Linked DNA regions of Homo sapiens: region 2 is linked to region 1. A link is an interaction called in ENCODE POLR2A ChIA-PET data of the cell type or tissue named here. Cell type or tissue: Panc1. All regions are shown on one strand. Links, peaks and the distances in the headings refer to the core of each region. The heading gives the core; the rest is flanking DNA.

Evidence for each region. ChIA-PET counts read pairs that join two places held together with the same protein. Peaks named below come from ENCODE experiments on the same cell type or tissue, not always from the same donor. Only the 100,000 strongest peaks of a DNase experiment are listed, where the experiment ranks them.
Region 2: POLR2A ChIA-PET joins it to region 1 with 5 read pairs; 1 of 35 experiments calls an interaction of 5 or more read pairs at or near these places.

The regions. Positions count from the first base shown.
Region 1 is chr6:147,141,455-147,157,008 of GRCh38, reverse strand. All of the region lies in intron 3 of STXBP5-AS1 (STXBP5 antisense RNA 1), which reads left to right. Among named protein-coding and RNA genes, the nearest start is that of LUADT1, 9.7 kb to the left of the region's middle. In Panc1, for the core only: no CTCF peak of the experiment used is centred there; no DNase peak of the experiment used is centred there; H3K27ac peaks cover 1,604 bases.
Region 2 is chr6:147,213,710-147,229,263 of GRCh38, reverse strand. The region is part of intron 2 of STXBP5 (syntaxin binding protein 5); the gene reads right to left. Among named protein-coding and RNA genes, the nearest start is that of STXBP5-AS1, 17 kb to the right of the region's middle. In Panc1, for the core only: CTCF peaks have their summits at 6,321 and 6,522 (motif pointing right); no DNase peak of the experiment used is centred there; H3K27ac peaks cover 2,187 bases.

The sequences.
Region 1 (15,554 bases), core at 3,084-11,083:
AGTGTTCCCAGTTTTTGCCCTCTTCCTGACCTACTCTCTGTCTCTGTCTCTCTCCTTGCGTTTATCTAGAGAGTGTTCTTTTACCTTTTGTGATGGGAGAGGAGAAGAGTGAGAAGGACTCAGAGGGTTCAGTAGTTTTGGAAAGCCTTAGGAATAGTTCTTGGGTTTGGTGAACGTGGATGGATGGAGAAAAGGAGATTGCAGATGAGTTTGAAAGGATGCTTGGTCATCCCATCTTACTCCTCCTTAGTCCCAGTAGAGAGCCTATACACCTGGGCTGAGCTGCAGCTGAGGATGGGGCAGGTGGGCAGGTGGCTGGGTGTCAGGGGTTCTAGGCTCTGCAGTTGGCTGGACAGGAAATGCCAAGTAATCTCCTCTTTGCACTGGACCACAGCTTGGAAGCTAGCACTGGAGAGTGCTGGGGTAAGGAATTAAATGCAGAGGATATTAAGAAGATTCTAATGCAGTCTGTATATTCTCAGGCAGAAGATCAGTATCAGCCCAAGTTGAGTTAGCCTGCTCTTTCTGGCACTGCAGGAGCTGAAAAGGGCCTTAATGGTTTGCCTGATGCCTCTCTACTCCTGACACCATGAGGGCAGACAGAGAACAGGAAGCAGAGAGGCTTTTGTCTGCTCTCTGAGAGCAAAAGATGAAGACATCAGCTGGGGTTAGGAGTGGCAAAGCCATGGTGAAAGAGAAAGGCCTTTATCATTCCCCTCCTCTTCCCTTTCCTGTGCCATTTATTCCCTTCTACCTTCCCAATGCATTCCTAGACCTGACCTGTGCTGAGAGAAGCAGAGAAGAGAGCTGGGAGCAGTCTCTGAGTGTGGGTGCCTCAAATGCATTATTACATTAAGTCCAACTCCAACCTTGGTGGTAGGTTTGTTTGTTCCAGACTTATATGTATGGAAATAGATTCAGGGACGCAAGGAAACCTGCAATCACCACAAAGTAGAGATACCGGATCTCCAGTACATTGATTTTGCTGTGCTTGTGGATTGAGGTTGCTGGGGGAGAATGAGAAGAGATTCCGGTCCAAGCCAGTGGAGAAGGAAGGAGAGAGACGGGAAATTCCAAATATTGTACTGGGAGAGAGAGGAAAGTTTATTCTTATCATTAGCCATAGACAAATTGTTTTTTGCATGTTTTGTATGTATGTATTTGGGAGTTTACCTGTGTTTATTATCTCCCTCCATTAGCCTATCAGCATCTTGAGGAACTGTATTCCTTTTACCCTCTAGCATTACACCCTCTGTAGTGATAGAAGAATGAATATTGAACTTGAGAACTGTCCATAAATTTATTATCCCAGTGCTATCAGTACATATGGAATGAGCCACAAAGAAAGTAGCAGGCATTAGGATTCCCAAATTGCTGCACCAGGCAGTTTGTAGTTGCTGATTTTTGGAATACAATGAGCAGGAAATACTTCTTAATGGAGGGGTTAGGAGGACAGCAGTGACAGTACTTGTTACCTCATTTAAAAATTAGCCCTACTTGAAATTTATTAATTTGGGTTATACTGAGACATAATGAACTGTCTCAGAGATGAATTAAGTAGAGATGATGTCCTAAGGTGGCGAGGCATTTATCTTTTAACATAAAATTGTAATGAATTCAAAACTAATATTAGAAAAATGTTACTCCTGCTCCATTAAGTGTCCATTCAGTAGAGGAGAAAGGAATGAAATTACACCTGGCTCACAGTGACTTGAGTCTAACCCTTGAGTCCAACTATTTAAGAGTAAGTGTTAAGGTCAGTACCATTGATGGAGAAAATACTGAGAACTACAGTTTCTTGTCTTGTATTTGGTCCTTACAACATTGTGCATTGTATTTTTCATCATATTTTACATGCACCTGATAGCTTTCCTGTTACACAGTAAGCAACCTGGGGTAATTCTTGCGCTGTTTTTCTGTACCCCACAGTCTTTTTATATGGCACGTGCCCTATGTAACTACAATACAACCATCAAAATAAGGATGTTAACGATGACACATTATTGCCCTCTAATCTTCAACCCTCATTTAAATTTTGCTAATTTCTCAATAATGTCCTTTATATTAAAAATGCATGACACTTAAGGACATGCCTGATGTGACACCTGTTTACCTGATTTAACAGCTTCTTTCTCAATTTCTATTCTATGTGAAAACTAAACACTCCACACAAAATAAATTGCAGCTTCTAGCCAGGTGTTAGTCTTAATACAGAGGCCATATACAAGATGTTTAACCAGGCACACCCTTAAAATTCAACCCTGTTTGTGTTTGCAATGAACACACAGGGTTGAGTCATCATGCATTAAAAAAATTTAGTAATACAGTTCAAACAATCTTCAGGATGTTCTCTTCCCAGGAAGCTTCAATTTTGAGGCTACGTGTCTACTCATGACAGTATCACTGTGCTGACTGGAGAAAATTCATCAGGCTGAAGAATAGATGGCTCCAGCTGGCTGTCAGACAACTGCACACTGATTGTCCAGGGCAGCCACTGCCTGGAGAGAAAATAAGAGTGAGTGAGGGCAGGCAGCCCTGGGGTCTGTTTTTCACCTTGCCCCTTCCCTCTGCTACATGGTATAAGGGGGATTGTGTCCTTGTCCCTACAAAACACTGAATTGTGTTAAGATGCCTGCTTGTGTATAAAATGAGAGGTTGAACACTGGCTGCCCCAGAGTGACGAAATTGACAGAACCATTATGGAGTGCCACTATGGGCTAAGAAGGGCCAGGAACGGTAGCAGGGTGAAATCTGGATGGAATATGGGGCAGGGTGACAGTTTATGTAACACTCTCTGTTTTAGAACACTGGAGATGACAGAATAGAGTACAACTTACCTTTCCATTGTAGTTCTGAAATGCTAATAGCATCTAGTCAGACTGATTCAAGTCCAATTTTTAAATTATTCAGCCAGATATCTTTTTAAACTATCTTGCTAAAAAAGAAAAACTTTTGAAGGAAATGTATGTTTTTTCTTCATTGGGTAATATGTAAACTGCCCTCATTTCTTTTTCTTTTTTTTTAAGCACCTCGGTTATGTCAGGACCATGTTCCATGCTAGGCACCCAAGGGTGAAAACAGTCCTTGTGCTCAGGAGTTCAAAGAACTTGTCATGTGTCATGGAGAGAAGGAAGTAATTCATGCAGCAGTAGAGGAATGTACATGTGTCCAGGGTGGCCTTGAGGTGGGATTTATAATTTACCAACAGTGGCAATTTTAGTTTTACATTTCAGAATAATTTTTCTTTTTTCTGCTTGCTTGTTTAGCTTATTGATCTTAAGGAGGACTTTTACCTTTATTTCTACTCTTAGAACCTAGTGTTTTCTAAATTTGGTTGGTGGCATACCTATAAATACTTGGAAGGGACCCTTCTCTTTGTAATGTGTGTGTGTTCTTACCTGTATAGTGAGAAAGCAGGATCACAGCACAGGCATTAGCCAGAGCATGGTGAGGGGGATGCCTGGCTGGTCTGGGAATCGGATCAACAACAGGCTTTGTACCTCTCTGGCAAGCTGCAATTAAGCCTTTGCCCACAGGCCTCTGAATGCGTGGACATGAAGTTATTGGAGCTGGGGTGATATGAGGTGTGAAAACAGGAAAGGGAAGGTGAGAACGGGTGGAGGGGGTAGTAGTTTTATAGAGGAAAATCAGGTGCTTTTACACTGTTTTTGGGAGAAGGAGGAAATGGAAAGTGAACTCCAGAGTTAGATACCCTTGGTTCAAATCCCACTTTCTCCTTGGGCTGACCTTCTTGGACAAATTACTTGATCCCTCTGAACCTCAATTTACTTATATGTAAAATGTGGTAGTTAGAATGTCAAATAAAATATTCATGTAAGCTCCTTAGTGGTTGTTTGCTAAATGAGGAGAAGGATGGGACGGATGATGATGAAAAAGATGATAATAACAAAAATGTGGGATTCTCATGGTGGATGAGGTGGATGTGGTCTCTGCTCTCCCAAGATGTATAGACAAGCAGAAAGGTAATTACAGTGCAATAAGATCAATGCTATTGTAGGGGAAATAAAGAATGTTCTTGGAGCTCATAGGAGGGGTCTCAGGTCAACACTTGGGAGATCAGGGAAAACTTCCCTGAGGAAGAGATATCCAAACAAAAATTTCAATTCCAGATAAGTAAGTGTAATCCAAACAAAGGAGAAGAGGGCAGGTTAGGGAAGAACAAAAGAGCATATGAGAAGACACAGAGGAGTGGAGAACAAAGTGATCTCAGGTGTCAACAAACTAGAGGACAGCTAGAAGGCTGGAGTAGGCAAGTGCAAGATGGGGAGTGACAAGGAATGAGCCTGAAGCATGTGTAGCAAAGTACAGACTTGGTACCATATTCTTGCAGGCTTGGGGAGCCCTTGTGAAGTTTTAAGCAAATAATAAATGACCAAATTTAGATTTTTGAAAGCTTCCTTTGATGGCAATGTGGAGAACATCCAGAGGAAATGAACCTGAGAGTAGAAATCAATTTGGATTGTTGCAGTAATCCAAGGGAGGGATGATAGTGGCTTGAACTAGAAACTGATATTCACTATAGAAAAGGCAGACAAATAAGGAATATATTTAGAAGGTAGAATGAATGACACTTCACAATAGACTTGTATGGGGCAAAGAAGAGAGAGCTTAGGGTGAAACAAGGTTAAGATGAAATTCTGGTTTTGACAATGGGGTCCACTAAAATGCTTTTGGCTGCAAGTAGTAAGGACATTGTAGGTCAATTATTTACACCAGTGGTTCTCAAAGTGTGTCCCATAGTTAAGCAGCACAGCATCACCTGGGAGTAAGTTTTTTTAGAGTAAGCTGTAATCTAGAGCTACTGAATGAAAACCTCTAGGGGTAGAACTGAGAAAGTTCTAAGAGGCCTTTTAAAGTGAGTGAGTCTGATGCATGCTAAGTTTGAGAGCCACTGATTTGGGACATCATTCGAAAGAAGAGTGGCCTGAGGAACAGGACTTGAGTTCTGCTTCTCCACCATTGTTTGGATTCCAGTTTACGTCATATCATGTGTTTTTTTATTAGGCAAACTCCTGCTGAAAACACAAGAAGCCTGCAGCAGTTTCAGTTATCAATCCAAGCCCAACAACATTGAAGGAGAACCAAGGAGCAAATTCTTCCTGTATCTTTTATTTAGAGCAAGACCTTTCACCAGAGCCCTCCATCAGACTTCTGCACGTGTCTCATTCACCAGAATTGTATCACATGCACATGAAAACCCACTTACTGGCAAGGGAAATGACTCTGACATTATTGGTTTAAAGTACTTTCAACCAAGCAGGACACATCAGGGCAAAAGTTTGTAGATCTTATACAGGAGGGTAGAAATCTATACCAAACTGGGTTTTCTTCTGGGTGTGGTGGGAGAGGGAAAAAAGGTCAAGGATGGGTTTTGGATAGGTATCCAACTACATTTGCTACTGCTGTGGCACCAGTTACTGGGATATAGAAGCAGAAGTTATGGGAATAATGACTTCAATTTTAGATGTATTGCATTTTGGACTCTATCAGACATACAAGTGAAGATGTTCAGAAAGCAGTTGATTATAGAGATGTGAAGCTCTGGAGGAAATTCTTTGCTGAAAACTATTTGAGAATCATAAATTTAGAGATAGGATTTGCAGCCAAGGGAGCAAATGAATTTACCTATGGAAAGTGTATATACAGTAAAAAGTGGAGAGTCACCAGGACATCTAGTGAGGAAAATCAGCATTTGAGGGGAGGAATATGAGGTGAGTTTGATGAGGGGGCTCAAAACATGGTCCAGAGAAGCAGGGAAAAAAACTGAGTGAACAGTATTAAGGAAACCAAAGAAAGAGTATTTTATAAGGCAAGAGCGGCCAACTATTTCAAATGCTACAAAAATTTCCAGTAAGATAAGGACTGAAAAGTTTGAATTGATTCAGTGGAATAGGTGGATAGAATTCATATTTCGGTGACTAGATAATGACAAATGGAGACACCAAGACAGACAGTCCTTTACTGACATACAACCCAATGGACAATGAGTTTTTACGGATGAGAAATGAGATAGGAAGAAGTCTCAAAATTATATTTAGACAGTTCAAAACCAGTGTAAAGTTAAAAAACTTTCAGTTAGGAAGGTTTTATGGTTGCAACATCATTTAGATGAATAGGGAGAAGAGTTGAGGCATTTGTTCCCTGGGAGAGAGCTAGAATGAAATGGAATGAGGCCAAGCATACTCCATGAATAAACGGAAATGAGTGAAGAGAAGAGGAGAGGGTGATACTGAAATTTAAGAACTCTAGGAGCATATTATTAAAACATGCAATACTAATAGAAGACAATAAGATGTTTATTTGTGTAGAAATTATTGTAATTGCAATTGGAAGTTGGTGAGATTAATGATTAATCCACTGTCTTAATAGACAACTTTTGAAAACCATGTGGTATGGTTTAGAGGACAATAGTAGTCCTCTCAGTATAATCTAGGGATGACTAGATTTTACTATGACAACTTTGTAGGAAGGGCTTGGCTCTGCATATACTTCTAAATTGCCCTCTATAATGATGCACAATCATTAACTAGATGTCCTTGTTGTCTGTGCCTCCGTTACCAAATGAAAGTAGCCTTTAAGTACTGAATGATCCAACTGAAGGAACACTTAGTCCATGTCATTTTATGACATACTGTATCATTTAATGTAGAATTATGTTTTTTTCCCAGAATAGTTCTATTTAAGTAATCTAACTCATCAATTGCTGTGAAGACAAATATGAAAAATAAGAGTTTTTTAAACCTCATTTCAGCCACAGAAGACTGAAATTAAAAACAAAACTACTTGATAGATGAAAAAATGCAAAGATCACAATACAATAATTAGCAAATGAACTTGCTTTTCACCCTAGCATTTTCTGAGTTTGTTTTTCTCTCGGTGTAGTATACTCTCAAATTTAGATGCTTCTGTGTTTTTCCATTATGAATTCATTCTCTGTAGAGTAGAGAATTATTTTTTTGTAGTGTCAGCAAGTAAAAGTACAGTCACAAAATGTTTCTTCTATCATCAATCATCCTGGATGAGAATTTAAGTCCAAAGTGAATACTCTTTGTATTTAAGTACAAAGTACATTTTTGTACTTAAAATTTACAAAGTACGCTCTTTGTATTTCAGTACAAAGTGAATACTCTTATGCAGCCTGTTTTTAATAAAGACCCTTGGCTTGCATTTCGATATATCAATTTTACAAGTAAAATTTAATATTAATTTATTAGCTGTATCTTACAATTTGTTGTCCTAATTTTAAAAATTTTGATTTTTTTTATTTAGATCTTGGAGCTACCATTTAATAGTGTTTCTCTCGAGTAGTCACCCAAGTACATGTATGCTCATATTCAATTGTTCTTCATATTTGCAGAAGATTTTCCTGTAACATTACCTGCAGTCATGTTTCATAGTTGAAATGCTGAAACGCCCAATTTCCTTTAGTAGTTTTTTCCTCAGTTAGCACGCAAAATTGAGTTTTCATAAAATTAGTGTCAATATTGGTGAACTGACTGTACTTTATGAGTTCAATTTTGGTAAGATTAATTTGCTACTAGTAGCGATGTGTATTAAAAATAGCATCCAAAAATATATCCCTCCATAAACAACAACAACAAAACCTGGCAAATAGAATAAACTTTTTCAGATCTTTGGAAATTAGCCAAAGGCTTTTAGCAAACCAGGAAGCATTTATTTAAGAAAAGCTGATGAATGTTGGTAAGAACAGCAAGGTTTGTGGTGTTTAAACTTACCTTAGTCTCATTTACCACTTATTAACTTAGAAACAGCTTAAAAAAAAAAAAAACCCGTATTCTCAGTACCAAAAGGAGCAGACTAGAGCTGGAGCTCTTTCAAAACTTCATTTCCAAAGAATTAACGTTATTTGATCTTTCGATCTGTCTGCTCATTCCCTAGAAGACCCAACTGGAAAGGCATGTCCTTAATTGACCCGATTCGAGCTTGCTTAGTGCTAAAATCTTCTCCCCAGAGAGACCATTTGATGAAAACATTTATAGGCAAGTGTTTTGACATCATGATGCCAGAGGTGATGGCTGATACTTGGGGCAAACAATAGACTACTCAAAAGGGTTGAAAGACAAAATCGAGGCATGGGGTATCCATAGGGGCTTTGAAAATCTCTGATGTATTCTTGGGAATCTAAAAAGTCATACACATGTTTAAGGCTGAGTGCATACCCAGGAAGGATCTGAGAAGGCCCTCAGCAATTAACTCTGGCTCACCTTGAAGCTCTGCACAAGCAGGAAGTGGAAGTTAAGGCAGACTTGTAAACTAAATGTAGGAGACATGCCCCAAAATGCATACAAAGCTCCTCTCTATAAAGACTGGGGGATTTACTGGTTCCAGGTACTTAAGAAATTACTGTTTACTCATTAGCTGATCACTAAGCTAACTGAGTAGAGATTGCAGTGGCTACATGTGACAAAGAATAAAGACTACTGAATTAGTCCAGAAATATCACTAAACAAACAACAGTAATAACTGGTGAATTCTACCAAATATTTAAAGAATTGGTAACACATATCCTTCATAAACATCTCCACTCCTCGAGAAAAGAGGAGAAAACACTTCTGAACTCATTATGAGACTGTTCTTACTCGGACACCAAAACCAGACAGAAAAGCAAACTATAGACCAATATCTTTTATAATGTTGATGCTAATATCCTTAACAATATACTAGAAAACTGAATCTAAGACATATAAAAAGAAATATACACCTCAACCAAGTGAGATTTTTATTCCAGAAATAAAAATGCAAGGGAGTTTCAACATATGAAAATCAATGTAATACACTATATTAAGATAGAAAAAAAAAAACATGATTATCTCAATAGACAAAAACCAAACCAAAGCAAAATAAACATTTGACAGCATCCATTTCAGGATAAAATACTCAACAATCTAGGAATTGAAGGGAACTTTCTCAATTAAGGGCATCTACCAAAAACCTACATCTAATATCATAGTCAAGGTAAAAGACTAAACGAATTCCCTCTAAGACCAAGAACAAGACAAGAATGCACTGTAATGGTTAACTTTATGTATCAACTTGACTGGATGTCAGGCTGCCCAGATATTTGGTTAAACATTATTCTAGATGTGTCTGGGAGGGTGGTTCCAGATGAGATTAACATTTGAATAGGTAGACTGAGTAAAGCAGATTGACATCCCTGTTGTGGATGGGCCTCACCCAATCAGTTGGAACCCTGAATAGAACAAAAGATGGGGTATGGGAGAATTTAATGTCTCTACCTGTTTTTGGCTGGGACTTTGGTCTTCTCCTGCATCTGGACAGGAACGTATACCATTTGCTCTTTTGGTTCTCACACCCTTGTACTAGGATTGGAGCAATACCACTGGCTGTCCTGGGTCTCCAGCTTGAAAGACAGCAGATCATGGGACTTCTCAGCCTCTATAATCACATGAAGCTCTTCCTTTAATAAATCAGTATCTCTTTCTCTCTCCCTCTGCCTGTCTCAGAGATGAATAGAAGGTATAGATTCTTTTTCTCTGGAGAACCCTGACTAACACAAGGCCCTTTCCCTCCTCTGCTTGCATCACATTTTCTCTTATCCCACTGGCCAAAGCAAGGTACACAGTAGGACCGGAGTCATCACAGGTAGGGACTCTTGAGTGCAGAGAGGAATATTAAGGCATTCATTTTGCAAAAATTTACCAAACTGGGCAAACTTCTCCTTATGTATTCTACGTGGTAAATCCCATAGTTTCTGAGCAACCGTCCATGGATGGTAGTAGTCTCTCACGTTGGGTGTTTCCCTGAAAACTAGGAGCAAAACTTGAGTCGATCTTCTATATTCCTTAAATCATTTTAAAGCATGGGTGCTCCAAACATGTTAGATACCAGACTTATAAACCTTTTTCTCTGGGGAATTAGAAATGGATGAAGATGTGTTTAATTATGAAATGTGTCTGACAATGATCTGAGTTACTAAGATGACAAACCTGGATGTTTCTAGCATCTAGGTTGCTTATAGGTTTCAGATTTAGGTTCTGAGCTACATTAGGTACCACAACTAAACTACGCAAGCTGTACCATAACAACAATAACAATATTAGCAGTAGCAGCAGCAGCAACAGCAGCTATCACCAATTGAATTATTGCTGTGTTTCAGGTACTATTCTAGGTGTTTTAATTGATCAGTTCAGTCTACACACAACTTTATTAGATTGGTCTTATTTTCATCTTTGAGCAGAGGAAATGGAGGCAAAGAGAAGTTATGCCAGAAGTGTGAAGTGGAAAGGACTTAATAGCGTTTTTCTTCAAGACATGGTGAAATAACATTTTTTGCTTAGTACTTTAGTCTGTCCTAAAATGATCCCAGTTTTAATAAAAGTTCTATTAAGACTTTAATAAAAAAAGTAGATAATTGCATACTATTATTGTAGAGAAAATAATTGAAATACATCAATTAGATTGCAGTTAAAAGCATAAAATGGAGAAAGTTCATTTCTGTTTCACATAACTTCTGAAACACTGCTTCTGAAAAGATCAAAGTCAAGATTCACCTATAAATAGAGCTCATGCTTCTTCCAAATATAAAACATAGCATTGTGTTATGAAGTTCACATGAATTCAGGAGAATTAAAATGATTAAAACATTTTAAATATTTACATATTATTTACTTGGTATAACACTGCATACCTGAATTTCTTTTTCCCTGGTAAGAGAACTCAAAGGCCAGAGTAAGTGAAGAGAGATATAACTACTTTATAATATCAAATATACAACTATGTTTGTTAAATTCCACAAGTGATAAAAAAGTTTTGCTTCAGTTTGCTTTAAGGTAGGTCAAGAAAGAGGGAAAGTGACAGAGACTCAGGTGGTATAGGTGCCAGGGCAGCACTTTTTCTAAGAAGTCAGAGAAAACATTGCAGAGAGGAAGCACTAGGCCTGAGAGGAAGAGGTAGAAAGTGAGGAAAATGGAAAATATGAAACAAAAAAGGAACAAGAAGAGAGACCCATAAACAGACAGGTGGAAAGGGAAGAAGATTAGATGGAAAGACAGAGGAGAAAAAAGAGAAATGATATTTGGATAGATGTATGGCAGTAAGGCCCAGATCCAGAAATGAACATGGCAACTTTGCCCTGTGGGAAAGCTGATCTCAAATTACTTTTCGTGAATGGTCAAATATGTATACGATTTTATGAGTGGTCAAATACAACCTAACGAAAGAAACTGAGGCGAATTAATAGAGAGGATTTATTTGGGCCAAGGTTGGGGACCGCAGCCTGGGAAACACCAGCAAGTGCGCTATTCGGCCTTTGTCACAAAAAGGTTTTTAAAGGCGAAAGGAGACAAGAAGTGTACGATATAAAGGTGTTAGAAATTCTCATTGCTTTACAGAAGTAACATTGATTAGTGATTGTCTACATTGTTGAACCATAAGGTATGCATTATGGTGTCCAGTGTAGGGCATTTTATGGCTAATTGGCATCAGTCTAGAGCTCACATAGCAAATGAAGAGGAAATTATTTTGCTTAAGGGTGGAGAGATGTTAACTGCTATCACATTTTAATGCCTCTCTGGACCTGACAGTTGAAATGGGCTCATATTCCTCAGATAAAAAGTTTCTTTCTCAATTTTAATGTCTCAAGTCAAATATCATCTCCTCAGAGACCTTTCCATACCACCCAATTAAACCTACCCTGCCAGTCACACTTACTTATCTTCTTCATGGCACTCATTATTTCCTGAAGTGATCTCATTTACCCATCCACATGTTTATCCCATATCTCTTCTCCATAACATAAGGGCTTATATTGAGGTCAGGGCCATTCCTTGTTTTCCAGTACATTTCCAATGCCTAGAAAATCAAATGTTTGTTGAGCACCTATGCTATGCTGAGAAAAGTTCCTGCCATATAGTAGGTGCTCAATAAACATTTGATGACTGTTGAGTAGGAGAAATATATATATATATATATATATATATATATATTTACTTTTTTTCATGAGCTCAAGACCATATACCTTAAAAACAATTATATGTACAATATCTGGAAAAATGATTCTACCTTTTACTATTCTAGAGAAGTTTCACTAGTCTAAAATTTTATAAAAACACAAAGGATTGGGAAGATGATTAATTCCCTAAAGAGCCAGGATATTTATAATAAGTAAAAATACAGTAACTAGGATTTATTTAGGGGAATATGGAGTGAGTAGGAAAAGTTGCAAGGTGTCATTTTAGGGAAAGAATTAATAGAGCATTATTCACTATGAATTCTTTTCTTTTTTTAGAGATAGGGTCTTGGCTCTGTTACCTAGGCTGGAGTGCAGTGGCACAATCATAGCTCACTGTAACCTCAAATTACAGGGCTCCAATGTTCCTTCCACCTCAGCCTCCCAAGTAGCTGGGCACCGCTACACCTGGCTAATATTTTATGTTTTGTAGAAATGAGCTCTCACCATGTTGCCCAGGCTGGCTTTGAAATCCTGGCCTCCTTCCTCAGCCTCCCAAAGTCACTACTAAATCTTAAAAGGGGTTCCTTATTCCTACTGTTTCCCCAAGCCAGACACCCCTTGCCTATCGTCCATCATGCTACCTTCCAGCCAATGAATAAACTCACAGCAATCCTGGACTTGACAGTCTACAGATTTCTTCTCATAACAAAACAGGGACTCTCAGGCTGTATAAAAACAACAGCTGTTTTTCTCTAAACTTATTACGTGTTAGATAATTTTTAAAAAACAGAAACTTCAGTTTGCTTAGCATTCCTCCACAGTGGAATGAGTATTTTTCTGTATACATCTGCATGAGATTGGGGCTTAAAGAAAATCTCCTACTCCTCAATATCACCTTTACTTTTCCCCTTTTTGGAGAGGCTTGCTCCTTTCTATCATCACTTTTTCATTCCTAACACCACTTTGCTGAACAATAACATGACATAAAAAACAATGTGTCAGGAAGATAAAAATTTTAAATGTTTAAAGGGTTTAAACAGAAAGACACGGGTAATTTTGTGAATCCTCAAGAGTCAAGTAGCTTACTTGTATTAGTAACTGTGTTAGAATCAAATCTGTGACATGGAGAGGAAATAAGTAGAGGATTGCTTCACCTACCAAAAATACAGCCATCTGAAGAGCAAAACCTAGAGGCTATATAGAGTTTTTTGGTTGTAGTATTTAAAAATGAAAATAAAGGAGTTCAATTAGAACTATGAAGGGATACTTTGGTGAACTGAATTCAGTTACATAGAGAACCAAACAAATTACCACAAGTAATAGTGTTTATTTTTATTTTTTATTTTGAGATAGAGTCTTACTCCGTCACTCAGGCTGGAGTGCAGTGGCGTGATCTCAGCTCACTGCAACCTCCGCCTCCCGGGTTCAATTGATTCTCCTGCCTCAGCCTCCTGAGTAGCTGGGATTACAGGTGCCCATCACCATGCCTGGCTAAGTTTTGTATTTTTAGTAGAGATGGGGTTTCACCATATTGGCCAGGCTGGTCTTGAACTCCTGACCTAAGTGATCTGCCTGCCTCAGCCTTCCAAAATGCTGGGATTACAGGCATGAGCTTCCATGCCTGGCCAATAGCGTTATTTTAATCTAAAGTTGCAAAAAAATTTTTGGAAAATGTTGCTGAGCCTCTATTTTGAATCTTGCACTCAGTAGGCCCGTCAAGAACCATCATGGAGTTGAATATGGACCAAGTATTGGGAAGGTAGAGGAAAGAAGGATTCCAGAGTAGTCCAGTCCTTGAATTTTCTACAAACTTCCCTAGTAAAAGTCTTTTAAAGGATCTGTATTCAGACAGCAGAATTTGATCACTTTGTATGTAAGGGTTCCTGTTAGGATAGGTCTGGTACGGTTGTGAAAATTAAGGCATTAAATGGATTGCTTGGTTTATTCCAGGGCAGACACATTCCTGAGGTTAGAATGTAAAACAATCTGGCCTATCCCTTGGGCACTCAGAATGAAGGTAACCAAGGTCAAGTCAGATTTAGAGGGCTTCTAAGGGATAGAACAAAATGCCTAAGGCCAGACCCAATCTAGAGTCTCTGGATTGGCTATAGAATCAAGCCAGCTGCCAGAACTGGAGGTGAGGCAATGTATAAACAAGTATTACGAAACTATAAACTATGTTGTCTTCTATACCATGTTGTCACCTCATTCCGTGGTGACCTAGCATCTCAAATATATATAATATTGTTTTTACATTTATTATTTATTACATTTATGGACTCAAAAAGACCCAGCAGCTTAACAGTATATAACCTCAGTTTATCAAGTCCATATGTCATTTGGTAAAACCTGCAATAGCAATTGACACAAATGCTATGGTTCAAAGAGTTTGAGTGCCACAAAAATATTTATCCTCCTTCTGCAAGTAACTTTTAGAACCTATAAGGAGGCAACTCAACCCAATCCAAAACAAACCAACCATAGATCTCAAACTTTCAGGTACATAAAGGTTTTGTAAGATGTGTGAACTATCAAATAGATTAAATAACTATAAGGGACATAAATTGGGTCCACTTGCTTCTTCCATTGCTCTCAGAATACACATTCTAGGAATTTTGGCAGGGTGGAATTTTGGTTGGAAGGAATTTTCAAATCAGAGTTTCAGTCTGGACACAAGGCTAGTGCTTTTTACCAGTCACCAAAGGAAGTCTTTTCCTACCAGTGAACCGAGCAGGAGCACCGAGCCAATCACTAAGTTACGACACTATATACTTTACTAAGAAGGGAAAAGGGGATACTCACACTGAATACAATAATAGCAGATAACCTCCAAATGTAGGTTAAAGCTGGCTCAGGATGGTATGTATGCAGAGGCATTTGGTATTGGGGGAAGGCCCACTGGGCTTTGGGATAGATGAGTTGGCTTTGAACCTTAGTTCTGCAACTTAATGGCTTTGAGCTCTTGAGAAGTGGTAACATTGCTGTCTCTCTCCTTTCATCTGTATTTCCATCTGCCCCATTTAAGTCAAGGATTATGTCACTATGTGTTTTAGGGCACTGTGAAGAAGCATAAAATTTCTAAGTTATATTATATGCATATCAGATTCTAGATATGCAAGGCCTGAGAAGACTGAGAGGGAGATTTATGGTGTGTGACTCAGAGCATGCAGAGGAAAGATGGATGAGACACTCATGTGCAAACAGCTCCCTCAAGTACAATGTTACAGAGGGAGATCAGCCACCTGGCTCTATTGTTTCTTCTCATCTCCTTGCTTCATCTTCACCTTCTTGCCCCTAAAGCATAGCCTTCACAAAAGCCTTCAACTCAGCAAGGTGCATTTATCTTACAGGGTTTAGTGAAGGGTAACTTTGTGGAAGCATATAAAAAACTATTATATAACTCTTAAAACCTGCATTTATTTACGTATGTCTTTCAGTTTTCCCTGTTCTAGCTTAGATTTATACCTTCACACTTTTAAAAGAAAATAGTAACATATAAAATCTATGTATGATGAACTTTACTAGCAGATTTACTTGAAAAAAAATAAAATATGTAAATTTTAACTTCAGAAGGGAAAGAACTAACGACAGGAGGCATTAG
Region 2 (15,554 bases), core at 3,372-11,371, 72 kb before region 1:
CACTAGAATTATTCACGAAAACAAATTAAAACATACGATATTCTTAAATATGTTTTTGTCTGAAACATTTAAATATTTTTCATAAGCAGTGAATGAATTTAACCTATTTAGCAACTTAAATGAAATGCAGCACAGGAGGAGAAAAAAACAAGACAAAGGTTTAGCATTTTTGCAAGTGAGCTACTTACTTCCTTCTGTCCTGCATTTGACTTTTTAAATTTATTTCATCCACGATTTAAAAACAAGACGTATTTAACAGATGAGAAACAACAAAGAAAATTCAATATTCTTGTAAACAAATAAGAATGTTGATCATGTAAAGAATAGTATGGTCTTAGAAATACATGTAAGTAAAAGTCCCAAGAAAAATATCTTTCCCTTGTAAATTAAAATCATTTGTATTTCTCACTAATAATTTAAAATCTACATTAATTCCTAAAATATGTTGATGAAAATTGCTCAGGAAATCCCAATTTTGGATATTATAATGACTGAAAAGTAGTGAAAAGAAGTCTTTGGTCCAAGATACCAAACTGAACATACATGTATGCTGTCATTTCATTCCAAGATCCCTTTAAAAAAGTAAAGCCAAAAAATAAAGGACTAGAAAATATAAAAGAAAAAGTAAGCAATATAAAGGATCATTTTAGAACATGTAACATCCAACAAGAGAAAACAAAGGAAAAGAAGAAGAGAAAGTATCAAAGAAATAATAGAAGAAAATAGATTTTACGCAGCTTCTAATGAACATGGGTCCTTAGATGGAAGTACACAGAATGATAAACGAAATTAGTCCCCACCTAAATACACCACTCTAAAATGTTCCTTAAGGCTTCCTACAGACTTCCAGGTAAAAAGAAACAAAAAAAAACAAACAAGCGACCACTTGCAAAGAAATGATCAAATTGCTAGTTGCTAGGAAACAGTGAAGTAATGTCCCCAGAGTTATAAAGATATTCAAGCAAACCCCTGACAAGATCTAATTATAGAACAAAGACTTTTAGATATTCATGGGCCTCAAAAATCTTATCATTCTTTTTGTAAGTCATTTAAGACTATGCTCCAATAAAGTGAAAGAGTAAACCACACATAGACACACACATGCACACACACACACAAAACAAGGCAATGACAGGGAATCTAATAAACACTGAATTCAACTCAGAAAAAAGATGAAAAAGCCCAGGAGGAAAACAGTACAGTTGACATAAACAACACTGGCCCAGCTTAGAGAAGAACAAGGAGGTATTCACTGGAGGCAGGTTCATGAGAACAAGAGGGCTCCAGAGATGTGACTCCATCCTTGAGAAGCCTGAGGCATTTAAGCATGAGATGACAGCAGCCAATGCATAAGGGAAGTGGGGGAGAAGGAAGAAAAGCAGCTGTACAAGAAAGGAAATGTACTCAAAAGATATCACTTGACTTTGAAATAAAAAAGTCATCACAGGAAAAGAAAAAAAGGTATAATACGTACTGTTCACCCATTTTCAACTTTTAGAATCAAACTAAAAGTTTATATTAATTACACGTGACTACAGTTCGCAAAGGAAAGGAGGAAGAAAAAGGAAACAAACATGGAAAAGTGATGGGTTAACTTTCTCATTTACAAAGTGGGGAGCCAAGAGCTAGTATGCATAATTGACAGAGCAAGAAATACAGAATTAACTATAAGATACTTATTGAAATTTACAAAGGTAACAAGGAAACAAAGTAAAAATAGGGACAAGACTACAGGGGAGGGGAGATATGAGGCAAATGCTCATTTATCAAGGCAGGAAATCAACTGATAATTTCCAAAGTTGAGGAATCAAAAAACATTGGCAAGAGATTTTATTTAGAGTTAGCAACATGACCAGAAACAGTTAAATGGATCCTTCTGGGGAGCAGGGGTAGGCATGGGCAAGGTAGGGCATGTTCTTTTCATCACAGCCCCCACTACACTATACTACTTAATCTTTACACCATGTATATGCCTTTGGAAAGGTGGTTACCTTTAGAGTGTTTCTAAAGTGGAGAAAAGTAGCAGTACAGAATCAGACATAGAATTAGTGGGTTTATTTCATTATGTTACTGTATCCCTCTAACTGACTTATACCATTAATACTAGAAACCCTGAATCAAGATCTCTCTCTAGATCCACACAACAGGAGAGCCTTGTTTTCATCCCTCACATTCTGGAATTTTAAACCACTTACTTAGTCTCTCTCTCTTCCCCATAACCACTGGTTTCTTTCTAACCCTACCTGCTGTCATTCACTACTACACAGACTTGTGTGGCAAGAAAAATGGGCACATTAAGGGGAAACAAATCAGAGCTTCTTGTACTAATGATCCTAATTACCCTCCATGTTCGCTCATTTAGTAGCTCCTAGGAGGTAAAGATACAAAGCTATAGAATGATATTCCTTAACCATGTTTGCTTAACTCATCAATTTTTCTTATTTGAGAACTTTAATAGGCACTGAGGGTACAAATCTCAAAAGTTTAGCAACAGAATTATAAAAGCAATATAACAGTTAGGTCTTCAGTTACTCCAAGTAGATAAGAATTTCATAGGTAACAATATTACTTGGAAAAAAACCTTTTCAATTATTCTCACAAACATCAGTTCATTTGAAATTTTAGCATGTCTTATGCTATTCTTATATGTTCATGCCATTCTTTGCTTTCCCTCCTTGCTTATTATACAGTCATACTGAATTCTGTACCTACTTCCTTTTCCTTCAGTTGGGACCATCTTTGGCTGAATTACACAACTATGTTTGACAGCCTATGCTATACTTCCATCCTAGAGTGTGGAAGGCCTTCAAACAGTCTCAGGTAATAGGAACGTGGTAATCTGCTCTTTTTACTCCCAAAGGCTGGAAAACCGTATGACACATAGCAGACACTCAATGAATGAATGAGTTTTCTTAAAACCTAAGAAACATGTTTTATGTCCAGTAATATCTTTTTTTTTTTTTTTGTAAGGGTATCACTGTCACCCAGGGTAGAGTGCAGAGGCACAATCATGGCTCACTGCAGCCTCAACCTTCTGGGCTCAAGGGATCCTCCTGTCTCAGCCTCCAGAGCAGCTGGGACTACAGGCACTTGCCACTACCCCTGGCTTTTTTGTTTGTTTGTTTGTTTTGGTAGAGCCAAGGTCTCGCTATGTTTCCTTGGCTGGTCTTGAACTTCTGGAGTCAAGCCTCCCAAAATGCTGAGATTACATGCATGAGCCACCATGTCCGCTCCAGTCATATCTTCTTAGGTAAGATTAGTTCACTTTTCGGAAAACCAATAAAAAGTATACAACAGTGGAAAAACGTTCTAATCCTGTCACTATCAGGAAATTGGACTCGATTTTCTCTAGGATCCATTATAGCCCTTAAAATCCCATAAATTACATTTCCAGCCCATTCATTTTATCTTCAATGACTTTTGTAGGTTGTTATTACAATCACAACAATATTTCCTCTTATTGCTTATTTTTCCCTGTGGGATTTGTACTGTCAGCAAAGTAGAAACAAAAAATAGTAAAATAAACAGGCCATGGGCCCGCAGTCAGTGATAAAGTCTGAGAGTATCGCTCCTGGGCAAGTTTTCACTACCGTCACTACCACTGTGTATTATGAAAATGTCTGACACACATATTCTGACAACCTCTACTTTTATATGAAGAATGAGACAGTATCAAAACTGGTATATTCATTATAAATTGTTAATATTTTGTAAGATTATATATCTTTTCAGAGAATCTGTTCTTCAATTATTTTCAATGAGGAACAAGGCAAAGAAAAGTAATGATATTATTCTAATCTCTACAGAAGGGACATATTCAATTTCCAACCTAGGAATGGAAGACTAGAGTACACATAAAATAGAAAGCAACTGGAGAACTGTGATATCCGGTGAGGTTTCTGGAAATACATTTATATCTTGCAAAGTTTAAAGATAAGAATAAGGATCATGATATTTTCTATGAACTACATTTAGAAATGACAATAAGTTATCCTATAATAGTATATGTTTAATTATATAATATTCTGTGAAAGTAAATTTCTTTGAGTAGATATTCTCCTACTAAACCAAGAAAAAATTTAAGGGAAAACTGTTCCTTCTTACCACAGTAAAAAAGGTAAACCCAAGAGCACAATTTTAATTCATCAGAAACACTGAAGGTTAACCTCTCTTACCATTTCTTTCAGTACATTCTTTTACTTTCAGCAAACAGGGTAATTTAAACCTTTTTAAGTATTTTGATATGCCTTCAAAATGTTGCTACTCTGAATTGCCTTACTACTCTGAATAAAAAGTCAGTAGATGATTTTTACTTTTAATGGCCTAAGTCTTGAAGAGATTTAACCATAATGTGATTATTTTTCAATAACAAAGTTAAAATCTAAATACCACTGTAATGGGATCAAAGAATATTGATGGAAGCATTTGTGAAAAGAGGATGAGCTTTAGATTAGGACCAATACTGTCCTTTATTTTGTGTGAACATAAAAACAATTTAAAAAAATTGAGCATCATCAGAAACCTTTGATTTCTTCATCCACACTGTTATGGGGGATAAATGAAAGTCAATAAATAAAAGCAGCAGTACATGATACATTTATCCTACTAATGATAAAAAAATAAACTTTCTGTAAGTAGCAGGTTACCAGGAAAAAATGAAAATACATTAAATGATCTGTAATAACTAAAACAATCTAACTGTGCTGTAGTTTTCTCATCTGTGAAACGTCATTTGCATTCTTAACCTGATCAGTGTGAGGATCACCTGCAACTTAATTTTTAAATTTTATTTTAATTTAGTTTAGTTTAGTTCGGTTTATTTTATTTTATTTATCTGGAGACACAGTCTCAGTCTGTCTCCCAGGCTGGAGTTCAGTGGTGCAATCACAGTTCCCTACGACCTCTGCCTCCCGGCTGTGAAAGTGATTCTAGTGCCTCAGCCTCCCAGTAGCTGGGATTACAGGCATGCACCACCATGCCCGGCAAATTTCTTTATTTTTAGTAGAGACAGGGTTTCACCATATTGGCCAGGCTGGTCTTGAACTCCTGGCCTCAAATGATCCGCCTGCCTTGGCCTCCCAAAGTGCTGAGATTACAGGCATGTGCCATCGCACCTGGCCAAGCCCTGCATGTTTAAGAATAGACTTTTCAACCATAATTAGACTTCAAGGTCTTTTATATTGCTCGTTCTCTTGACCAGTGATAAACTGCTAGGAAGGAAAAACACCATAACTCAAGACCTGGAACTCCAGTTCCTTTCCAAATATTTCACGTAACAGTTTCACAGCCCTGTCTCCAAAGGCAGTGGCAGAACAAAAAGGCAGTGTATTTCCTCATGGTTACACCACAGATCTCAAGATGTTATGACTGCTTTAAAACGACATCCTCTCTATATACAGTAATTAACATGTTTCTTTTCTACCATCTGCCTAAGAATACTGCTACCCAGCCTGTCAAACACTTAAACCAGTATTTCTCAATTTTGGCTCTATATCACAAGCATCCACAAAGATTTAAAAAACAAAAAATTACAGATGTCATGCCCCTTGCCATACTCACTGAATCAGAAGCTCTAAAGAAGAAATCCAAGCATGTTTGGGCATTGTTTGTACATTTTGGTTTTTTCAGCTCCACAAATTATTCTAATGTATAGCCATAGTTGAGAAACACTGGGAAACCTTGTGGACATAAGTATAATTAAGCATTACCTTCCCTAAATAATCTATTTATATACATATAATCTATTAAATAACTTCTCTGATTTCCTTTTTTTCTAATTGAATAATCATGAATTCCCTATCTCCTCCCAGGTCTTATTTTCCAAATGTTTAATAATTTTCTACTCTCATCTAAATTAGCTTCTGACTGACTTAATAGAAATATGCTCAAAACAACAGTTTAGTAAGTCTTTACCAAAGATGAACATAATGAAGAGCACTTCATTTTGTATATTATGGGCTATGAATGTGCTTGCAATCCAAAGCCTTTGCCAACTGATTAATTACAGTTTTAGAGTACCCCATTCCATAGTTGCACCTACTTGATAAACGTCAGTTTTAAAACCTCTTTTTGAAGACCACCTATGTTTTCACCAATAAAAGTTAATATCAACTTCTCTTTTCCAGTGTAGTGTGTAAGGAGCATGGAAATCATTTTATCTTAACAAGAAGTAAAAAGCTGAACAAACTGGAAAATCAACAACTCTTCTTAAAGATCTGTAAGAGAAGTGAGACACAAGAAAAACCACTGCCCCCAAACTGGAAAGACAGACAGGTGGATACAGAGAATCACAACTTGCTGAAAGCAGAAACCCATAAGCACAAACCTCTGTGAAAACCTGTGTCCGGGTAAGGAAGCAAGCACTGTAACTGAGGAATAGCCGGAGGCTCAAAATAGGCAAGTCAGAAAGTCAAAAACTCCAGGGGAACCCAGTCATAGAGATGTCCCCACATCTTTGTAAATTTTACCTCTAAAGCTTGAGCAGGTTCTCACAATGAATATTGGAGAAAATTCCCTCATGCTACCAGCAGAGGGAAGAGAAAAGGCAACCATTTTTAAATATGCAAGAGCATATTCTGTTCTTAACAACAAGGACTGCCTTCAGAAATAACACTTTTACGAGAGCCTAACCTGCTGGGGTTTTATCAGGGACCAACTAACCTGAGAGAAGAAAAATCACTCCAGTGGGCCCAAGCCTTCCAAGTAAAGGAAGAGAAGTACGCAACTCCAGCCCACTTTAGCCATCTTATTCCACCTAAAAGGGAGTGGGAGGAAGTGTGGGGAGAAGAGATTAAGAAGCACTCCTGAAGTTCACAGTCCAAGAGCACAGACTCACTAAAAAACTGACACCTAATGACAGGACTATAGCACACTTCCCTTCCCCCCACACCATTACCAAAGGCCTATTTGCAGCAGTTCCTTTTACTTAGTACATCATGTCCCGATATCAGGAAAAAATTAAAAGGCAAAAAATACAGTTGGAAGAGATGGAGCAAGCATCAGAATCAGACTTCGAAATGGCAGTAATGTTGCAATTATCAGACTAGGAATTTAAAACAACCATGATTTATATGCTAAGGGCTCTAATGGATAAAGTACACAATACCAAACAACAGATGGGCAATATAAGCAGAACGATGGAAATTCTAAGAACCAGTCAAAAAGAAATGCTAGAATCCAAAAACACTTTAACAGAAGTAAAGAATGCCTTTGACAGACTCCATAGTAGTCTGGACACAGCTAAGGAAATAGTCTCTTAACCTGAGGATACCTCAACAGAAATGTCCAAAATTGAAAAGCAAAGAGAAAAAAAACTGGAAAAAAACAGAACAGAGTATCTGAGAACAGAGAGACAACAACAAAAGGCGTACATGTAACAGGAAAACCAGGAGAAGAGGGAACAGAAAGAAATATTTAAAGCAATAATGACTGTGAATTTCCTCTAAATCAATGTCGGATACCAACCACAAATTCGAGAAGCTAAGAAAATACCAAGCAGAATAAATGCTAAAAAAAAAAAGAAAGCTACACCTAGACATATTATATTCAAATTGCAGAAATCCAAAGATTAAAAAAAAATCTTGAAAGAAGCCATTGGAAAAAAACCCCTTACCAACAGAGGTGCAAAGATAAAAATTATTTCTGACTTCTCACAAGAAACCATGCAGGCAAGAAGAGAGAGAAATAAAACATTTAAAGTGCAGAAAGTTAAAAAAAAAAAAACTGGAATTCTGTACACTGCAAAATTAGCCTTCAAAACTGAAGAAGTAATGAAAACTTGCTCAAACAAAAACTGACAAAATGACCTGTGCTGCAAAAAATGTCAAAGTTGTTTTTTTCTTAAAGAAAATGACATAGATCAGAAACTCAGCTCTACATAAAGGAAGGCAGCATCAGAGAAATAGAGGCAAAAATAAAAACTTTTCTGTTTCTTAACTGATCTAGTAGTAATAGTTTCTTCAAAATAATAACAGCAACAATGTATCCAGTTTATGTATGTTTACATATATAAACACATATGCTTATATATAGGTGAAATGAATGACAGCAATGACATAAGTGATCAGAGTAAAGAATTACAATTTCTTTTTGTTATTACAAGGTACTCATATGACCTGTGAAGCAGTACAGTGTTCTTTCAAAGTAGACCCAGATTAACAGTAAATATATACTGCATATTCTAGAGCAACTATTTAAAAAAATAAAAGAAGTATAACTGATATGCTAAGAAACTGATATGCTAAGAAAGGAGAGAAAATGTGGAACCATATAAAATGGTCAATTAAAACCACAAGAGGCATAAAAAGAACGGGAAACAAAAATAGAAACAAAAACAAGGGCAACAAATAGAGAACAGTAACAAATATGGTAGGTATTATTTGAAGTATATCAACATTCACTTTAAACTTCAATGGCCTAAATGCACCAATTAAAAGACAGATTGTCAAAGTGGATCTAAAACTAAGACCCAGCTATACGCTGTCTGCAAGAAATTCACTTTAAATATAAAGACACATATAGAATAAAAGTAAATAGATGAAGAAAGATATGCCATGCTTTCACTAATCAAAAGAAAGCAAAGTAGCTATATTAATTTCAGACACAGACTTCAGACCAAGGAAAGTCATTAAAGTGGGGCATTACAAAATGAAAAAAGAGTCAATTCTCCAAGAACCACAACAATCCTTAAGGTGTATGCACCTAAGAACAGAGTGTCAAAATATATGAGACAAAAACTCATAAAACTGCAAGGAGAAATATATGAATCCGCTATTACAGTTGTAAACTTTAACATCCCTCTATCAGAAATGGACAGATCCAGCAGGCAGAAAAAAAGTGCCAACAGAGCTGAACTCAACACCATTCTTTACCAACTAGATATAATGGACATCTACAGTCTACGTTATCCAATAACAGCAAAACACACATTCTTCTCAAACTCACATGGAACATTAACCAAGACAGAATATATTCTGGGCCATAAAATATACCTCAAAAAATTTGAAAGAATAGAAACTATACAATGTCTGCTCTTGGAACATAATGGAAGTAAACTAGAAATCGATAACAAAAAGAGAGCTGGAAAATCCCAAAATATGTAGAGATTAAACAAAACAATTCTATTAACACTTGGGTCAAAAAAGATATTAAGAGAGAATTTTTTAAATGTTTTGAACTAAATAAAAATGAAAACAACTTATCAAAATTTATGGGAAACACAGAAAATAGTACTTAAAGGGAATTTATAGCATTGAATTCATATATATTAAAGAAGAAACAGGTAAAATCAATCACTTCTGCTTTAAGAAACTACAAAAAGAAGAGGAAACTGAACCCAAAGTAAACAGAAGAAAATAAATAATAACAGTTAAGGAAGAAATCAGTGAAACTGAATACAGGAGATCAAAAGAGAAAAATCAACAAAACTAAAAGCTGCTTCCTTCAAAAAAAAAAAAAAAAAAAAACAAGCTTCTAGCCATGCTAAGGAAAAAGGAGAGGGGACACAAATTACTAACATCAGAAATGAAAGACAGACATCACTTTAATTTCCATGGACATTAAAAGAATAAAGGAATACTAAAAACAAATCTATGCCCACAATTTTGATGACACAGATGAAATGGACCGACCAACTCCTTAAAAAATACAATCTACCAAAACTCAGACAAGAAGAAACAATCTGAATAGGCTTCTATACATTAAAGAAACTGAATCAATTAATAGATTCCCAAAATAGAAAGTACCAGGACCAGATGGGTTGACTGGTGAATTATAACAAGTTTCTAGTCTCTTTCAGAAGATAAAGGCAGAGGAAATATATCCTAACTCATTTTATGAGCCCAGCATTACACTAATATGAATACCAAAGGCATTACGAGAAAAGAAAACTAAGATCAATCCTTCTCATGAAGATGGATGCAAAAATTCTCAATACAATTTTTACCAAACTGAATTCAACAGTGTATAAAAAGAATCACACAGCATGACCAAATGGGATTTATACCAGGTATGCAAGTCTAGTTCAACATTTGAAAACATTTAGAAAACATTTTTCTAAAAAAAGAAAAATCACATGATTATATCAACTGATGCAGAAAATCCAACACTCATTCCAGATAAACACTGTCGGTAAACTACGAATACAGGTGAAGTTGCTCAACTTGATAAAGAACATCTACATAAAAACTACAGCTAACACACTTAATAGCAAAACACTCAAAGCTTCTCCACTACAATCAGAAACAAGGCAAGGATATCCCTCTTATCACGCCTTTCAACACTGTAATGGGAGCACCAGCTAATGCAATGAGCAAAGGAAATAAAAGGTATGCACATAGATTAGGAAGAAAGAAAGAAAACTTTCTTTGTTCATTGATAACATGATCAACTATGCAGCTATCAGAAAGAATGAACAGAAAAACTCCTGCAACCAATATGTGATTATAGCAAGGTGGCCAGGATATGCAAGGTTAACATACAAAACTCATTCACACCCAGGCACAGTGGCTTATGCCAGTAAACCCCAGCACTTTGGGATGTGAGATCACTGCAGCCCAGGAGTTCAAGACAAGCCTGGCCAACATGCCAGGACCTTGTCTCTACAACAAATTTAAAAATTAGTTGGGTGTGATGGTGTGCACCTGTGGTCCCAGTTACTCAGGAGGCTGAGGTGGAAGGATTGCTCGAGCCCAGGAGATCGAGGCTGCAGTGAGCTGTGTTTGTACCACTGCACTCCAGCCTGGGAAACAGAGCAAGACTGTCTCTAAAAAAGAAAAAAAAACCAAAAAACATAGTCATTCATTTTCTTATATACCAGAAAAGAACCAGTGGAATTTGAAATAATTAATTTGAAATTATTTGAAATTTATATTAGCACCCCAAAAAATGAAATACTTAAATATAAATCTAACAAATATGTACAAGATCTACACGAAGAACAGCACAAAACTCTGCAGAGTGAGAATATTCTGTATGATATTATAATGATGAAAGACATGTAATTATATTTGTCTAAACACATAAAATGTGCAAAGAATGAGCCCTATCATAAACTATGGACTTTGGATGAAAATGATGTGTCAATGTAGATTCAATGTACCACTCTGCTGATAATGGAGGAGGCTACGAATGTTTTGGGACAGGCAGGGAGTATATATAATATCTCTGTACCTTCCACTTACTTTTGCTGTGAACCTAAAACTGCACTAAAAAATGAAGTCTATTTAGAAAATATATTAAAAATGAAGATAGCCACATCATCATGATAAGAGTAGGCAAAATTAATTTTTACTGCTTACTCAATGCTTATATTCTGCTAATCTCATTTAAGAAAAACTACAAAATGAACTATTTCTGCAGTAAAAATTTAACAAGATGCTAAGAATAGCCATGAAAAATGTGCACATCAACATTTAAAACTTTAAGTCAAGACAACTGTAACATTTTACAAATGTCCAACAGTATCTGAAAATTTAGGTCGGTCAACTGCTTTTTTGTTTTAATGTGAATAAAACAAGCACCAAAACAGAAAAGTAATTGCAACATTCAGACTAATACATAATTATAGTATTCACTGGGTTGGAATAAGCCTCTAGTTACCTCCTTCCACTATTATTTTTAGTAAGAAATTTTTTATTATTTGTGAACAAATTAGAGTGGTTGAAAACAATCATTCTTAATATTCACTGTTTTGGAGTTAGGACTGTTTTTGAAGAGGCAAAAATGAATTATATTTGTCATCACAGGCAATTCTTTAGAATGGCTTTTGATAGATAAATATACTTTTAAAGGAACCACTTGCTCAAACTACTATTTACTACGTAGTCATAAATAATAGTGGTCTGGGTTAAATGAACAAGAAAGAATGTAAATTCTCACATATAAGTAAAAACAGCTTTTTATCCCAGCATCCATTCCCAGATGCCTAATGGCTAAGTTCTTTTCTCAAGTATGTTAAGTGAATTTTAAAAGAAAAATACAACACATTATGAAAAATACAGTACAAAGACTGAACAGATGGAAAAATCTGTTTCAACACTTTTTTTTTTCCTTTTCAAAAGACAAAAAGAGACAAACGCACAAAGGAAAACCATTTAGCAGAAAGTACTGCAATAGCTGATGCGGCCAGATTTATAGTCACCTTTGACAGAGAGCTGCTGTGAAACAGCAGAGGTACTGCCATCACAAGAAAAGATTACGTACTTTAAAGAAAGAGCAGGATTAAGCACTCAACAAACAACTTCACAAGGAAAAGCTTCAAAGTTCCAGACTGCACTTATTTGAAAATAAAAAACAAGACCAAACACTATTATTAAAACACCTCCAATTGTTTAAAACTTGCTGTTTAACAATAGCTACCATGTGAGTTCTAGGACTCGTCATATATCTTACAAATAACAAGCTGTATAAAGCAAACCTTATTTTTCAAATGAAGATTAATATAAAACAAAAATTATCAGCTATTTTTTATTTAAAAACCTTTCTGGGTGAATGCTCACGTTAAAATCATAGCTCCAATAAATATAAAGAAATATGCTCAGCATGTTATCATTTCATTTATTTGTCATATATATATTTTTACATATACTTCCAAAAGAATACTAGTTGGAGAAATGGAATCAAGTAAAAATTAGCCTCATTTACTAAATAAAATTATATCTATATTTACTGCTACTGGATAATGCAAAGAGTGGTCAGTGGGCAACTATAAAATATTTTCAAAAAGTAGATAAAATTTCAGTTTCCAATGAAATTACCATATATGTTCTTTCCAACAAGAGGCATGTAATATATCTGATTCTAAAGAAAGTGGCCAAGAATCTGAATTTTATTCTGGGAGCCTTATGAATTTTTTTGTTTTGTTTTTTGTTTTTGACATGGAGTCTCACTCTATCGCTCAGGCTGGAGTGCAGTGGCGCAGTCTCAGCTCACGGCAACCTCCGCCTCCCAAGTTCAAGTGATTCTCCTGCCACAGCCTCCCAAGTAGCTGGGATTACAGGCACCTGCCACCACGCTCGGCAAATTTTTATATTTTTAGTAGAGACGGGGTTTCACCATGTTGGTCAGGCTGGTCTCAAACTCCTGACCTCAAGTGATCCGCCTGCCTCAGCCTCCCAAAGCGCTGGGATTACAGGCGTGAGCAACCGTGCCCAGCCATGAATTTTTAAAAAATACATTATTCATTTTTCAGGTAGTTTTTTCCCGGTTATTTTTGACAAACATCTGTAACATCAAAGAAGTCACAATATTTTAATAAAATGCTTACATTCACTTTTATCTTTAAAGGCATCTATCTAAATGTACCTACACATATGTATATGATATTAAGAAAGATATTAAGAAAAAGCTACAAAGGCAAGTATATTTTTAATTAAAATTAGGAAGTCAAGCTAAACACTTCAATAATTGAGCTAATCATTAAACTACCCTCAAAGGATGCCTAATTAAGCTACCTTTATTATTATACTAATCATAATTCCAGAGATAACACACCTCTCACAAGATTTAAAAAAAACCTATAAAAATAATTTACCTTGATATATAGAGTTACTATGTATTATTAAAAATTACTGATTAAAAAATTGGCTCGGCGCAGTGGCTCACGCCTATAATGCAAGTACTCTAGGAGGCTGAGGTGGGCGGATGGTTTGAGCTCACGAGTTCGAGACCAACCTAAGCAACATGACAAAACCCAGGCTCTACAAAAAAATACAAAAATTAGCCAGGCGTGGTGGCGTGCACCTGGAGTCCCAGCTACTTGGGGGACTGAGGTGGGAGGATCCCTTGAGCCTGGGAGGCAGAGGTTGTAGTGAGCCGAGATAGCACCACTATACTCCACCTGGGCGACAGAGCCAGACCTTGTCTCAAAACAAACAAACAAACAAAAAAAAATTACTGATTCTTTTTAAGACTCTTATTTGTGACAAAAGGTTAAATTTCAACTAGTAACAAGTGCTACTAATGAAGTTTAAATTTAAAAATGTATTTCTTACTGAACATTCTTCTCTGTATATCCTTTAAAAACAAGTCAGGCTGATAAACTAAGGCAGAGATTGGAAAACTTTGGCCTGTGGGCCAAATCCAGCCAACTGCTTGATTTTATAAATAAAGTTTTACTGACGCACACTTATTCATTAGATATTGTTTATGGTTGCATTTGTGCTAATATAGAAGCAGAGTTGAGTAGCCGTCACAGAGACCATAAAGCCTACCATAATTTGCTATCTGGTCTTTTACAGGAAATGTTCACTGACTCCTACAGACTCAGATCTTCTTTAAGTGTCTGCACACACACACATACTCATCCACCCTATGATCCTTACTGAAGGACATAAAGTTGATCATTTAGGAATCTGTGTGTTCCCTCATCTTGATTTTATAATTTATACACTCCTACTGTCTTAATTTCCGGACTCTTGATAAAGGAGAGGATACTGGCTGATTTTGCTGATTTGCATTACTTTGGACTGCACGGTATTTTTTCATACCCTGTAACATTCTTCGTAGTTTATTTTAAAAGAAAATGCCATTCCATATTACAGCTACAATTTCCAAAAGGTCTATTTTTAGACATTTAATGTCACATATTACTTATAAAGAAATGGCAATGCGGAAATCAAAATTTTAAAGGCTCAACTAAGAAAAAGATGGCTAAATAGGATGGAAGTTGGGATGGAATCAAACCAAAACATATATCACAAAGACATTGGGTTTTAAACATAAGAATTATTTAAACAGAGAAAAGTTTATTCTAGACTTAAGGACTCACTAAACACATGGCCATTGAGGAACACTCACTAGTAAGCAGTAAACTATGTCAACAATTCTTACCCCTACCTCCTTCACCTCAGCTTACCTTCCACTCATGGCCAAAAGAAAAAAGATAAGTTACATGGTAAACAGAGCTGGTGTCCAAAATTTATTTAAAAGTAAATATGAGGAAAATAAGAGATTAAACCAACCAACTAGAATTGCTAAATCTGAAAGTAGATGATGGCAATATACTTATTCAGAAATATTAAGAATGATAATACAGATATACAGAAGATCATGAAAAAGTCCTTATTTTTATTACTGCTAATAAACATCAGAAATGCGTTCAAATTAAAGTGCAAAATAATTGTATTGTATAGAAACCTGAATGTCTCTACAGGAAGTCTAAGTAACTAAATTAGAAAGCACCATAACTTCTCCTTAGAATAATGTGTGCTGCATATGACTAAGGGAAGAGAAATGTATCAAGTACCTTTTGGCAGTTTTTTATTATTATAGTTTTATGAACTCTTGGTTTATTTCATAAAAATCATGTCAGTAATCACTTTGTTTTGCTTCCCAAGAACTTCTGTAGAACTATATTATGTTTAAAATCTATCTTAATTCAAATTCAAATCTAAAAGGTATTAATAGTGAAATGCCCTTTTCTTTATATCAATCTGTTATACTCTTAAACAGATAAACATCTGTTTAGGTCAAACCAAAAAAACTATTTCCTTATCTGCCATCCCAAAATACCAAGTATACCTTCTGAAGATGCTAATATAGCAAATCAGGTCAGG